Regions from separate parts of the Homo sapiens genome. Here region 1 is linked to region 2. The links are chromatin loops, found by intact Hi-C in ENCODE. Cell type or tissue: psoas muscle. All regions are shown on one strand. Each heading gives the region's core, and the rest is flanking DNA. Links, peaks and the distances in the headings are about the cores only. Region 1 overlaps LOC105378419 (a long non-coding RNA gene). Region 2 has its middle 3.6 kb from the start of IFIT1B.

Region 1 (2,915 bases), core at 329-2,828, 78 kb before region 2:
AGCAAGACTCTGTCTGAAAAGAAAAAAGAAAAAAAGGAAGAAAGGAAAGGAAATGAAATGAAAGGAAAGGAAAGGAAAGGAAAGGAAAGGAAAGGAAAGGAAAGGAAAGGAAAGGAATGGAAAGGAAAAAAGAATGGGGAGCTATTTTATTAACTATATCAATATTTTTGAAGTTCATGTGGAAGACCATTTTAAACGTGTATTTGTGAATGAGTACAGAAGGGAATGTCATATAGGTGGGAACACATTGTTTTCAAATTACAGCCCATTGTGGGGATCAAGAGAACCCACTGGGCTACCTAAGTATTCCTCTAACAAGTGCGAATACTATTGAACAGTCACCAGCTCTTCTAGGTGGACAAAACTTCAGTTAAAAATAGACTCAAAACAAAAAAGAGGGTCAAATTTTTTAAAAAATCTCAAGGAAAAAGCATAGAGTTTCATTTTATAGAAGTAAAAGTATTTTTGCTTACATTCAATATATTATTTGGTTCTCAGACTTTAGCATCCATTATAATTATCTGGAAGGCTTATCAACACCTAGATTTCTGGGTCCCACACTGGAATTTCTGATTCTATCAGTCTAGAATGGGGCCTAAGAATTTGCACTTCCAGGTGATGCTGATATTGCTGGTGGCAAGTAGCAATATGAGAATTATTGCATTATACCATCTGTAGTTGATGTAACCCATTCCAGGAACAGGAAGCAAATCTATATTCTATATAAATGAAATCTATTGTTCTAGGAAATATGAACAGGGCCTATATTCCAGGAAAAAGACACATATATATTTGTAGCAACGAGGTTAGGCAGAACTCTTTCTAATAAGTTTCATTTTCTCAAAATAGAAATAACACCAGGAGAAAGTTGGTTTTCCTTTTCAGTTGCTATTTTGCAATCACATTGCATGCATAGTCTCACACTAACCCAGCTACTAAATCAGCTGATGCATACCTGCTGTGGTAACATTATATACAGGCACTAGCCATACAAATTTCTGAAGTGTAAATCAGTATCTCAACCATTTCAAAGCACAGTGACCATGGCAAAACCTTTCTCTATGCTTCTCCCCAACCAGTACCTTTATTCACAAGATTTTAAAATTCCTATCCAATAGTTTTCTTGAATACTGAGTTCAAAAAATAAATCAAACCAAACCCACAGCATTTCCACTTTCCTATTTCAGCATTTCTTAAAAACCTAACATACATTTCTGTAAGTACCTAATAGAACTTGTAAATAGAAGCCAGGCACTGTGGCTCATGCCTGTAATCCTAGCACTTTGGGAGTGCTTCCCAAGGCGGGCAGATCCCTTAAGGCCAGAAGTTCATGACCAGACTGGCCAACATGGCAATACCCCATCTCTACTAAAAATACAAAAATCAGCTGGGCCTGGTAGCTGGGCCAAGTAGCCAGCTACTTGGGAGGGTGAGGCACGAGAACTGCTTGAACCCGGTAGGCAGAGGTTGCAGAGAGCCAAGATCTCACCACTGTAGTCTAGCTTTGGCAACAGAGCGAGACTGTCTCAAAAAAAAAAAAAAAAAGAAGAAGAAGAAGAACTTGTAAACAGAAAAGGAACTTGAAACTCTTGCGTAAGACACAAAAGTAAGGGTTTCCAACTGGGACAGGCTTAGCTGTGCATCCTAATCAAAGGGTGGAGACTTTTTAGGAAGGATAGTTTCTTTTTCCTCCCTGCCCTAGGCAGAAAAAAAATTATGGTAAATAACTTTTCCCAAGACTGAATAACCTACCTTAACAACCTCAGTTTTGCTGGAGAATGTGTTCTATCTGTGCTTTGTGTAATTTTCTGACCTCAATCTTTGAGGTACTATTATTTTCTTTTGGGCCTATATACATGATTACCCCCTTTGTGACTAAGGGTATGAATAAGGAAAATACATTTCTTCTATCATTACAAAACACTATGGCTGTACATTGTGATTTGGGGATGTCAAATACCAGGGCAACAAGCAGGGATTTAAAATATGGTGGGGATTCTGGTTCAGGATGGCTGACTAGAGACATCAGACACCCACCCTCTCTAGAAAGAAGAACCAAAATTATGAATAGATAATTATACCTCGAATAGAACATCTAGGAGACAACACTAGAATTCAACAGAGAAGTCATGGGAAACACCCAAGGCGCAGAAGAAGAAGGTATCAAGTGGCCAGCTTGGCTGAGATTGGCCAGGATAACAGAGGGCCTTGGCATTTCAGGGAAAGGTCAAATGAGAGAACTTCAGCAGTCCACATCCCTCCTGCAAACTGCTGCAATCTGAAACATGAGAGAGTTTCTCTACCCATACAAACTCTGACACCAGTATGGGTGGTGATTTGGAGACCCCACAAGGGTATTTCATGAGACAGGGAACTCACGCTGGGTCTCTCAGCTCCCCCAAGACCTAAGCGGCACCATTGTGAGACTATAGTCATGGAATTACATCCTATCCTGGGAACCGCAGCTCCCATATCTCCATATCCCAGGAGCCCCCAGTGATATTTCCCAGTATCCACCCAGTGGGCTACAGTGACACAGCACTGGCTAGACCCAAAGGTAATACAGTGTCCGCAGCACCCCAGCCCACAGGGAGTACTACTCCCCAGGGAAAGAATGGTGCAATGTGCCAAAAAGACAGCCCCTGATACAAAGGAAACTAAAACATGTCCTTTCCAGAGCCTCCTGTTTGGGGCTGTGAGAAGTGACCCTACCCTTAGCAGCACCACAAACTCTGTACTCGGCCTCACAAGTGGATAGTGAGATACTCTCCCACTAGTGAAGCAGGCTGTGTGCTTGGGCTTACATGTAGAGAGCAGAGCCCCTTCTTGTCCTCTACACACTGCTGCAGGCACAGCCACTGATGCTACTACCAGAGGCTGGGGCAGGGAAGCCAGATGGCCGCCTGTCTGGTGCT
Region 2 (2,915 bases), core at 221-2,720:
TGAAAGCACAGAAATTCAGTTAGAATTGGAACACGTGGGGCCGGACGCGGTGGCTCACGCCTGTAATCCCAGCACTTTGGGAGGCAGAGGCGGGCGGATCATGAGGTCAGGAGATCGAGACCATCCTGGCTAACACAGTGAAACCCCGTCTCTACTAAAAATACAAAAAACATTTGCCGGGCGTGGTGGTGGGTGCCTGTAATCCCAGCTACTCGGGAGGCTGAGGCAGGAGAATGGCGTGAACCCGGGAGGCAGAGCTTACAGTGAGCCAAGATTGCACCACTGCACTCCAGCCTGGGCGACAGAGCGAGACTCCCTCTCAAAAAAAAAAAAAAAAAAAAAAAACTGGAACACGTGGGAGTCAGCCAGAAAAGTAAATCAGAGTAGCCCAAAGATAGCCATCAAGACCCCTGAGGTGGTATGAAGATTACCAGGACTTTCAGAGCAGAGAAGTTCCTAGTAGCTGAGTATTTTCTCTGTGGACATGATTGGTGCAAGTTTGCAAACATGAGTAGTCTCAAAAGCAAACATCAGACACTCTCTGTAGAGGTCAGTGCACTTTGACCTACATCCTTTCTGGTATTGCATGGATTATTAAGGTGCACAAGGGGAAACCAAAGCATAGAAAAATAAAGTTCTAGACTCAGAGCCTCATAGAAAATAGGTATTTATTAGGAATTAGTCTCTGATCCAAAGCATTTGGACCTGAAAGGGATCCAGGGATCATTTGGAAAAGTATCTGTGAAACTTTAATGTACCAACAAATCATCTGGACATGTTAAAAGGCAAGTTCTCATTCAGGAGATCTGTAGAGGGGCCTGATATTCTGCATTTCTGGGCTTTTAGTAGTTGAGGATGCCACTGTAACAGACCATATCCTGAGTAGCAAAAATCTAGTCTAGTGGTTTTAAACCATGCACAAAAAAATCACTTTGGGATTACTTTTTTCAGAAAACTTACTGATAATACTCATGCCTGGGCTTCACTTCCAGAGATTCTGATTGATTGGGCTGGAGATTGGCTCAGGCATCTGCATTTTTAAAAGACTTCCAAGGAATTTTACAACCTTGCAGCCCAAGGTTGTAAACCACTGTTCAAGGCCAACCTTTTTCTATACCTGATGAGGAAACTCAGTGTTTAAGTGAAATCAAGTTCACTCTGCTAGTTCGTCGAACACAGAGCTGGTTCTGGAATGTTGATAGTGGTTAAGTTTTATTTCTCCAATGCTTAAGTTTCATTTCTACAAGTAGGCATCCTGCCCATTAGAAATGAGTTTCCCTCTCTAGTTTCCATTGTTTTTTTCCTATTTGTAGACACAGACACACACACACTCTCTCTCTCTCTCTCTTACACAATGTGTTGGCTGTTTCCTTATTGTTGCTCTGTCCTGTGTGGTTCATGGCTGTATTTATCCAAGGACACACTGGGCCAGATCCTGAATACCTAATCAGTTGAGCCAGAGCCTCACAGAACCAGGACTGCTGCCAAATTCAGTGACCACATGACAAACACTCACTCTGTTTCTCTGACACGCTGTTACTAGCAATAATTTTATGCATGAAAATTCCAAAGTCATACTACTCTCAGTGTAAGCAGCTCTCCTAATGTTCATTTCAGTATTTGCTTATGTTTCTATCCCTTTTAGAGTTGATTCAGGGCTAGTGCCTTACAGAAGATATTTGTATCTGAAAACACAATTGGCCTCCTAGAAGCTTCCCATCTGATACAGAACTGGAGAGAGAGAGCTGAGAGGAAATGAGTCCCATTCCAAAATCTCTTCTCCCCCTACACAGGTCCATCCTCACTAGGGAGAGGTTGAATGCCTGCTGCCCAAGAGGTACTGCTGGGCTCTATGTGTAGATATGGCCAGGGCTCCCTGACCTGAGCCTGAGATGGGAATATGTAGATTGCCCTGGCCTGAAGCTCAGAACAGGACACCCCTATCTCAGCAGCTGCACAGTCAGATATGACATGAAACACCTCTCTCTCAGTGCCCACTGGGAAAAATTGTAGTCTGGAAGGGCTCCAGCTAATGGTCAGCACAGACTGCACAGATAAGGGGACTTGTCCCACACTGTGAAAGCAACACTCACAATTACTGAATGCTGTTAAATGAGACATGCTTTCCATGCAATATCCCACTTCATCTCAACATAACCCCATGACGAAAGTCCTAGTGCTATTCCGATTCCATGGGTAAGTAAATGTGGCTTAGAAATGTGAACCAACTATCCCAAGATCACATGTCCAGTAAGCAGCAAAGTCCATTAATGACCCCAGGTAGTCTGATTCCAGGTGGCCTTCACTACTGAGCAACATCATCTTGTGCGCACAAAGACAAGTAAAGGTAAAGGGTTTTAATAGTTCTCATTATGCCCAAGCTGCAGAGCAAGAAAGGAAACCTCAGAAGAAAACATCCCATTGGCCCCAAATATAGAATAATGGTTGTTCTATGATGGGGTGCTATTGTCTTATACTCAGAGTACACAACCCCAAAATAAACAAGATGGCAAATATCTGTGCAGAACCCCCTCCATCAGGTGATTCTGTCACCTGACAGGTGTAGAAGGTTTTTTCTAATGGCCTTGGTTTGCTCAACCCCAGATGGAACAATGTTTGACTAACAATCATTCTTCCCTTTCAGCAAACTTGGTCTTCCACAGCAGGGCTACGTGGGCCTAGTTTCCTTTCCCTCATTCCCCTGAATGGTTCTAACCTCCATTTCTGTGCTGTCATTATGCTTAGAGAATTTTTCTGCCTACTTTTATTATTAGAGTATACTCAAGGAATAAAATGGGGATTCTCATTACTTAAGTAATGTTGAGATTTGGTGGGTTTATGGAAGAATACATGGATCTAAATGATATCCTGTGCTTGTAAGATGTCAAGACGGGCCAGGTGCAGTGGCTCACACC

What was found. Peaks named below come from ENCODE experiments on the same cell type or tissue, not always from the same donor. Only the 100,000 strongest peaks of a DNase experiment are listed, where the experiment ranks them.
Region 1: a loop joins it to region 2, with 2.3 times the contacts of the local background. A loop is called at or near these places in 25 of 110 quality-filtered maps.

What each region holds. Positions count from the first base shown.
Region 1 is chr10:89,294,962-89,297,876 of GRCh38, forward strand. All of the region lies in intron 1 of LOC105378419 (a long non-coding RNA gene), which reads right to left. It also overlaps a transcript of LIPA not described here. Among named protein-coding and RNA genes, the nearest start is that of IFIT2, 5.6 kb to the right of the region's middle. In psoas muscle, for the core only: no CTCF peak of the experiment used is centred there; a DNase peak (open chromatin) is centred at 1,390; H3K4me3 peaks cover 1,761 bases; H3K27ac peaks cover 2,187 bases.
Region 2 is chr10:89,373,014-89,375,928 of GRCh38, forward strand. It overlaps a transcript of LIPA not described here. Among named protein-coding and RNA genes, the nearest start is that of IFIT1B, 3.6 kb to the right of the region's middle. In psoas muscle, for the core only: no CTCF peak of the experiment used is centred there; a DNase peak (open chromatin) is centred at 1,458; H3K27ac peaks cover 1,685 bases.